Linked DNA regions of Homo sapiens: region 2 is linked to region 1. Evidence: read pairs that join two places in POLR2A ChIA-PET (ENCODE). Cell type or tissue: GM12878. All regions are shown on one strand. Each heading gives the region's core, and the rest is flanking DNA. Links, peaks and the distances in the headings are about the cores only.

What was found. ChIA-PET counts read pairs that join two places held together with the same protein. Peaks named below come from ENCODE experiments on the same cell type or tissue, not always from the same donor. Only the 100,000 strongest peaks of a DNase experiment are listed, where the experiment ranks them.
Region 2: POLR2A ChIA-PET joins it to region 1 with 7 read pairs; 2 of 35 experiments call an interaction of 5 or more read pairs at or near these places.

The regions. Positions count from the first base shown.
Region 1 is chr3:127,581,322-127,585,704 of GRCh38, forward strand. The region is part of intron 1 of TPRA1 (transmembrane protein adipocyte associated 1); the gene reads right to left. Among named protein-coding and RNA genes, the nearest start is that of MIR7976, 3.7 kb to the right of the region's middle. In GM12878, for the core only: no CTCF peak of the experiment used is centred there; no DNase peak of the experiment used is centred there.
Region 2 is chr3:127,481,726-127,486,108 of GRCh38, forward strand. No RefSeq gene overlaps it. Among named protein-coding and RNA genes, the nearest start is that of LINC02034, 53 kb to the right of the region's middle. In GM12878, for the core only: no CTCF peak of the experiment used is centred there; DNase peaks (open chromatin) are centred at 2,316 and 3,551.

The DNA.
Region 1 (4,383 bases), core at 83-4,082:
GGTTGACACTTGCACAGCATAAAAAGAACAACCCACTGCTACAGGCAACACGAATGACTCTCAGAAGTGATATAGCGTGAAGCCAGGCACAAGGGCCGACAGGCGTATGATCCGTGGAGAAATGCAGACAGGGCGCCTTTGGGGAGATGAAGCGCATGGTAATTGGGGGAGGCCTGCCAGCGTCTGGGTGTCAGATCCAGGTGGTGGGTACACAGGTGTGTTCACTGTGTGGTAATTCATCAAGCCACACACCGATGACTCCTAAGTCATAGGTGTACTTCAGTAAATTTTAAAAAGTAAAAAAGATGTGGCCGGGCGCGGTGGCTCATGCCTGTAATCCTAGCACTTTGGGAGGCCGAGGCGGGCAGATTGCCTGAGCTCAGGAGTTCGGGACCAGCCTAGACAACATGGTGAAACCCCATCTCTACTAAAATACAAAAAAAAAAAAAAATTAGTTGGGCATGGTGGCATGTGCCTATAGTCCCAGCTACTCAGGAGGCTGAGGCAGAAGAATTGCATGAACCCAGGTGGCGGAGCTTGCAGTGAGCCGAGATGGTGCCACTGTGCTCCAGCCTGGGCGACAGAGCGAGACTCCATCTCAAAAAAAAAAAAAAAAGAAAAAGAAAAAAGATTTGTCCCGACAACACATCAAAGGCCCAGGCCTCCCCTTCAGCAAGGAGCCGCCCAGTGAGCTGCATGCCTGTCAGCAAGGTCTGCAGAAACGCAACAGGAGCCCTGCTTGTGTTGTCACCAAAGCTATCCCTGAACAATAGCAGCCCAAGACAGGGGTGGGGGGACTTAGGAATATTTCCATTGCTGGTCCAAGCCCTTAAACACCAGAACACCTCTGGATGAAAGGGAGGGAAGACTCTGAAGGGGGCGGGCCATGGGCTGGGGCTCAGGTTGCTCCAGTGGGCCACTCACTGGCTCTGGGATCAAGTCCCCATCTAAACAGTAAGGACAGCAGGGTGTAGTGACTCACACTTGCAATCCCAACACTTTGGGAGGCTGAGGAGGGAGGACTGCTTGAGCTCAGGAGTTCCAGACCAGCCTGGGCAACATAGCAAGACCTCATCTCTACAAAAAATACAAAAATTGGCCGGGTGCGGAGGCTCATGCCAGTAATCCCAGCACTTTGGGAGGCCAAGGCAGGCGAATCACTTGCGGTCAGGAGTTCAAGACAAGCCTGGCCAACATGCCAAAACCCCATCTCTACTAAAAAATACAAAAATTAGCCAGGCATGGTGGCGTCCAGCTGTAATGCCAGCTACTTGGAAGGCTGAGGCAGGAGAATGGCTTGAACCCGGGAGGTGGAGGTTGCAGTGAGCTGAGATCGTGCCACTGCACTCCAGCCTGGGCAACAGGGCAAGACTCTGTCTCAAAAAAAAAAAAAAAAAGGCTGGGCACGGTGGCTCACACCTGTAATCCCAGCACTTTGGGAGGCTGAGGTAGGTGGATCACCTGAGGTTGGGAGTTTGAGGCCAGACTGACCAACATGGAGAAACCCCGCCTCTACTAAAAAAAAAAAATACAAAATTAGGGCCAGGCACGGTGGCTCACGCCTGTAATCCCAGCACTTTGGGAGGCCAAGGCGGGTGGATCACCTGAGGTCAGGAGTTCGAGACCACCCTGACCAACATGGAAAAACCCTGTCTCTACTAAAAATACAAAAAAATTAGCCGGGCATGGTGGCACATGCCTGTAATCCCAGCTACCTGGGAGGCTGAGGCAGGAGAATCCCTTGAACCCGGGAGGCATAGGTTACGTTTAGCTGAGATCACACCATTGCTCTCCAGCTTGGGCAACACAGCAAGACTCCGTCTCAAAAAAAAAAAAAAAAAATTAGCCAGGCATGGTGGTGCATGCCTGTAATCCCAGCTACTCAGGAGGCTGAGGCAGGAGAATCACTTGAACCCAGGAGGCAGAGGTTGCGGTGAGCTGAGATCACACCATTGCTCTCCAGCCTGGGCAACAAGAGTGAAACTCCATCTCAGAAAAAAAAAAAAAGAAACAAACAAACACAAAACTTAGCCAGGTATAGTGGTGCATACCTGTAGTCCCAGCTAATAGGAAGGCTGAGGTGGGAGTATGGCTTGAGCCCAGGAGTTCGAGGCTGCAGTGAGCTATGATCGTGCCACTGCACTCCAGCCTGGGTGACAGAGTGGGACCTTGCCTCAAAAAAGAATAAATTAATTAATTAAAAATAATAAAATGAGGCCATAGCTGCAATCTTCAAGTGATGGGGAATATTAAAGAGAACAAATGCCTGACACATAGTAGATCCTAAGAAAGAAGATGGCTCCTTCCCTACTGTTGGGAGGGGGGCAAAGAAGCCCACCCTTCATTCACACATGCTTTTTTTTTTTTTGAGACATTGTCTTGCTCTGTCTCCAGGCTAGAGTGCAGTGGCGTGATCTCGGCTCATTTCAACCTCTGCCTCCCAGGTTCAAGCGATTCCCCTGCCTCAGCCTCCCGAGTAGCTGGGGCTACAGGCACGTGCCACCATACCCGGCTAATTTTTTGTATTTTAGTAGAGACGGGGTTTCATCACGTTGGCCAGGATGGTCTCGATCTCCTGACCTCGTGATCCGCCCACCTCGGCCTCCCAAAGTGCTGGGATTACAGGTGTGAGCCACCATGCCCAGCCCACACGTGCTTTTATTTGCTCAGCAGACCTTAACTAGCACCTACTGGGTGCCAGGCACAAGTCTAGGTGGTTGGACGTGGCACGGAACAGAGCAGACAAGGCCCTGCCCTCACAGCAAGGTGAAGCCAACAACAAGCATGAAAACCCTATTTAAAAAGCAAACTTGGAAAAAAAAAAAAAAGCAAACTTGACAGGGCACAGTGGCTTACACCTGTAATCCCAACACTTTGGGAGGCCGAGGTGGGAGGATCACTTGAGCCCAGGAGTTTGAGACCAGCCTGAGCAACACAGCAAGACGCTATTTCTACAAAAAGTTTAAAAAACTAGCCAGGTATGGTGGTGCATACCTGTAGTCTTAGCTACTCGGTGGGGCCGAGGTGGAAGGATCACTTGAGCCCAGGAGCTCCAGGCAGCAGGCAGCAGCAAGCTATGATCACACCACTGCACTCCAGGCTGGGCCACAGAGTGAGACCCTGTCTAAAAAAAAAAAAAAAAAAAAAAAAAAAAAAAAAGAAGCAAACTTCTAGAGATAAATGCTAAGTGAAGAAAACAGAGAGGTGGAGCAGAATGACAAGAAACACAGTAGAGACTGCTGGGTTCCCCCAACATCTACCCTTCCCTTTAGTGATGGAACCAATGGAGTTTAGCTTACACATCGCTTCCCAGCACAATGGGGACCTTTCCCAGCTTCCCTGCAACTGGGTGTGGCCATGTGGCTGAGTTTTATCCAACTGGACACGAGCTGAGACAGGCTGACAGTCCTTCAGCCTGTCATTTGATCTAATCCCATGGTGTGAAGACATAAACTCTAAAACAGAGGCCCAACAAAGATAAAAACCCTGACTTGTCTTTAAAAAGAACTTTTTTTTTGTTATAAACATATGACACGAGCAGAGTGAGGTCTGCTAATTTCAGATCATGCCCTCCTCCCTTCCCGGTGGCTGGAATATAGATACGACAGTGGGAGCAAGAGCAGCCTCCTCAGACCACGAGGCAGAAACCCTGTACGAGGGTAACAGAGCAATGAGAAAGAAGGTGTCTGGGTCCCCAGCACAATGAGGCCTCCGTGCATGTACTGGACAGCTTGCACAGAGGCTGCCTGCATAGATAAAAATAATCTATTTTATTATCCTAGCCTTTGTTTCAACAGCTAGCCCAAATCCCAATGAATATAAAGGTACTGCTTGGACTGGGTAGTCAAACAAGGTGACATTTTGAGCCGAGATCTCAATAAATAAGCAGGAGCCAGCCTTGGAAAGATCGAGATAAAGAACATTCCAGGGAGAATCACCTAAGATCCAGATGCACAAGTCCAGAGGTAGAAACAGGTTTGGCCTGTCCCAAGGGCAAAAAACAGGCCAGGGTAGCTGATACCAGAAAGGTTGGCAGGGCCAGGTCCCACATGCAACTCGACTTCACTCTAAGTGCAACCAGAAGGGTGTTACAAGGAGTGAGAGGTCTGGTTTCCATGGGGACAGGATGCCAGTGAAAAGGGACTGAAGTGGAGGAGGAACAGAGACAGGGAGGCCATGAGGAGCTCCTGCAACAGTCCATGCATGAGAGGACAGAGGCTTGCACTAGTGGCAGCAGTGCAGGTGGAACAGAGGGACTTGGGAGACCTTTGGGAGGCTTGGCCAACAAGACCCACTGACAGATCAAACACAGGGAATGAGAGAAGAGGCCAAAGACGGCTGATGGTGCAGTTTCTGGCCTGAGTCACTGGATGTTTTGCAACT
Region 2 (4,383 bases), core at 243-4,242, 99 kb before region 1:
CTGCCACTCGCTGTGGCTGCTGTGATCTTAGACCCTGCAGAGGCTCCCAGCTCTCTTCTGCAGGTATCTTGTGCCTCCACCTGCAGCCTGGAGGCTCCAGGGGTGGCCTGAGAGATGCTGGAGCTCTGAGGTCTATTTTGCAGAGGTCGGCAAACTACCCCCCACAGGCCAAATGCCCCACCACTGATTCCTGTACAGCATACAAGCTAAGAATGAGTTTTCCTTTTTTCTTTAAGTTGAAAAAAAAGTCAGGCCGGGCACAGTGGCTCACACCTGTAATCCCAGCACTTTGGGAGGCTGAGGCAGGAGGATCACGAGGTCAGGAGATGGAGATAATCATGGCGAAACCCGTCTCTACTAAAAATACAAAAAAATTCGCTGGGCGTGATAGCATGTGCCTGTAGTCCCAGCTCCTCGGGAGGCTGAGGCAGGAGACTCGCTTTAACCCAGGAGGCGGAGGTTGCAGTGAGCTGAGATCACACCACTGCACTCCAGCCTGGGTGACAGAGTGAGACTCCGTCTCAAAAAAAAAAAAATCAAAAAAAGAATGGTATTTTGTGGCCCAAGACAATTATATTGAATCCAAATTTTGATGTCCGTAAATAAACTGTTCTTGGCACCCAGCCACACCTGTTTGCTCACATGATGTCTACAGTTGCTTCCACACTACCACTACCACAGCAGGGCTGAATCACCGAGACAGCAACCATATGGCCTGCACTGCCAAAATTGCTATCTGTCCCTTTTCGGAAAAGCTTGGCAGACCTCAGCCTTAGTGCCCCTGTCCTTCACCCCTCTTTGTATCGCCTGGAGGAGAGCACATTTTCTACCCACTCAAGGCTAGGTTTGTCTTGCTTTGGCCAAAGGTGCATCAGCAGACATGAATGTGAGCAGAAGCCTTAAATATGCATGTCTGGCTGACTCTGCCCTTATGCATGAGAAGAACATGCCTCCGAAGCCACTGCTCTAAGGAAGATCAAAGACAGAAAGCTGGGGGTGCGGCCCCCAGCTCAAGTGTTGGGGTCCAGCCCCACCGAGCCCAGTCTCGGCCCCTGAATGCCTGCTGACCGGGCAAATGTGAGAGAAGAATAAACGAGATTGTTGTAGGCCACCGAGTCTCATGGTGGTTTGTTAAACAGCATTATTGTGGCAATAGCTTGCTGAGGCCATGTCCAACAAGGGTGACTCACAAACGTTTGCAACATTTGTTAGTTTTCAAGACTTTTGCATCCATTTTATCAAGAGATCCCTGCTTTATGAATAACGAGACCACAAGAGACAGCAGCAATAATGGCAGGCTCCCACCCAGGGCCCTGGCCCTGCAGCTCCCTTTGTCTGGAATGTTCTTCCCTAAGTATCCACAGAGCACTCTTCGGCTCTGGCGTCTCTGCTCAGCGAGGCCCTGCCCCACCACCTACTCCCCCGGGAAGCCCCCTCCCCCTGGGCACTCCCGACTCCCATTCCCTGCTTTATCACCTTTTCCCATGATGTGTCGTGTTCTTTTTATTTCATTTCTTCTCTCTCTTCCCCTCTAGACTGTGAACTCTATGGACCAGGCATTCGTGTGTTCCGTTCACTGCTAAGCTGTTTCCCATCCTATGTCTCCTGTCCTTCCCAGCACACTCAGTGCACTCAGCCCTGCCTGGCCTGTCCAGCCCCACCTGTGACCTCTCAGCCCTCCTGGCCCCACCCCAGCCCTGCTCCCTGTGTTTGCCACACTGGTCTCCTCGCTGTTCCTCAACAGGCATGGCAGGCCCAGGCCTTTGCATCGGCTATTCCCTTGGCCTGAAATGCCTGAAACACCTTTCCCCTAGATTGCCCCAAGGCTCGACTCCTCACCTTCCTACCTTCCTCAGCACCTTATTTTAGACTGCAGCTCTTCCTGCCCCCACCCCATGGTGCCTGTCCCTCCCCAGCTCCATTTTTCTCCTTAGCTCTTGGTGCCTTCTCGCACACCCTGCATCCACCTGCGTCTGCCTCGGCCCTGGCATGCCAGCTCCTGAGGGCAGGGATTGTGTCTGCCTTATTCATTGCTGTGCCCCCAGACCTTGAACAATGCCTGACACACAGTAGTTGCTCAGTAAAAACTCACTGAGTCAAGAGGAGGGAGGAGGAAGAGGGGCCCAGGAAAAGGTGCATGGATTGCTGGGAACCTGCGTGAAGAAGGTAAACATTCAGGAGCTGGGATTTAGGAAACTGCACCCCAGAGGCTCAGGCTCTTCTGGGTCCCTAACAGGCCTACGCTTCAGGGCTCGGCTTTAGCACTCCACTGGGCCTTATCTCTCCACACGGAAACATCCTGAGGCCTCCACTGACTAAGCTCAGCTGCAGGGGCTTTTGTTCCACCAGAGCAGAAATGAGAAAGCTCTGTGGGTTTTGCACGCCAGTGACAGACTCCAGCACGTCAGGCCTGCGGTGTGAGTGCGCTGGGGGAGGGAGGAGGCCAGGCATTGTGGGGAAGTCAGGAACCGAGGTTGCTGGGGGGACCTTGCCACAGCCCACAGCCCGCAGCCCGCAAGGTGTGGTCCCTGCGACCCCCAAACCGCTCCCTATCAGAAACTCTCATGGAGATGAAAGGTGGAGTGGCAGGAGGGGCAGGCACCCGACTTTCCCTCTGAGCCTCCATTTCCTCATCTGTAACACAGGACAATGAGGAGCCGGGAGGACTCCGTGGGAGTGAAACCCAGCTAACACCCGGTGCCACTGCCCTGCATGGCACTGAATGCTTTCTGTACATCACTCGCCCAGGGCCCAGCAACCCTGTGAGGGAAGTAGTGTTAGTGCCCTCCACAGACGAGGAAGCTGAGGCACAGAGAGATCAAGTGACCTGCCCAAAGCCCCACAGTTAGGATGCAGAGCTGGTCCAGGGTCCTGTCTTCTCCAGTCTGCTGTGCACCACCCCTGCTATGTAAGTCGAGCCCCTAGAACACAGGGATGAAAGCAAGAGAAGGAGTATGGCCCAGTCACAGAGAGGATGCCAGGGGGACTTACGCCCCTGCTAAGTACCAGCTCTGGCTTGTGCCTGGCTCAGCCAAGCTCTGACGCTATTCTGAGCACAGCCCTGGACTTCCGGACACCTGAGAAAACAAAGCAGGCACAGAGTCCCACTTCGCCCATCTGAGAGTCTTGTGGGTCAGTTCTTCAGCCCCCTGAGCCCTGGTGGCAGAGATTAGCTAATTGTTCAGCAACTCACTGCCCTTTCCTCTGGGGCCAGGAGGAATGCCTGGGCATCATTCCCAGCCCTCCTTGCCCTGGGGTGTGGCCATGTGGCTGAGTTCTGTCCAGCCAATGATTGTGGTGAAAATGATGCTCACACACTCGGATCTGGATCATGAAGGCTCTCGTGTGATCCTCCACATATTTTCTTCCCATATCTGCCAGTCAGATGTTAACACCTAGAGTGACTTACAAGCCCCATGTTGACGGTGGTAAAACCTCCATCATCCTGGGTCTCTGAATGACTGCATGGAGCCCCTATCTTAGTCACAGTGAAACTTTACATGAGTGAGAAATAGCATCATCTATTGTGTGACGCCACTGAGATTTGGGGTTGTCTTTTTTCTGCAGCCACTAGGGCTGCTCTATCACACCCACCTTCCTTATCTTTAACATAGGGATAATAATTTGGATCTTCAAGTTGTTAGGTGGGTTAAATTAAATGTGATAAAGTGTCCGGATGCAGGGAATACTCAGCGAACATTGATTTAGTGTTTGCTGAATGTTTGGGTGAGCCCATGGGTGTTTGGCTAGTGTATTAGGTAGGATTGCTTTTGGCTATAAATGACAAGATGCTGGGTGAACAGTTGTTTAAACCACAAGGATGTGTGTGGCTTACTCAGCAGGCCCTCTGGAAGTAGGCAGTCTGGAGTTCCTTCCTTGGCCCAGTGATGACAGGTCCTTCCCTCCAATGCCCTTGGCCACTGTCAGCACGCCAGCCTCTTACTCCTGCACTTGGCCCTCTGTGGTCCTTGAAGCTGCAGGCACAAAGAAGGGAAGCACCAGAGGGAAATGCTTTCTCCTTGAGAGGCTCCATCTCTTTCTCCATCTGAAAGCAAACTTTTCCCCAAAGCCCCCAGGTGAGACGGCCTTTCCTCGTATAAGCCAGCAGCAGGTCCCTTGTCCATTTCCCTGCAAGGGAACATGAATTGGCTCCTGGTGGGCAACTGAAGCATCTGCCAGAGTTGGGAAAGAACATGGAAGGTGGTCAGGGCCCAGAGAGTAGCTGCAGACATCAGAGATAAAAAACTGAGCAACTCTGACCAGGAAGGGGCAGCAGCTACTGAAATAAGGGAGCCCTGGGCCCAGGAAAGACTGCAGCCGATGGAGGGGTGGGGACCAGGCAAGAGGCCAAGTTCACATGCATGGCCAGGGCAGGGCACCCAC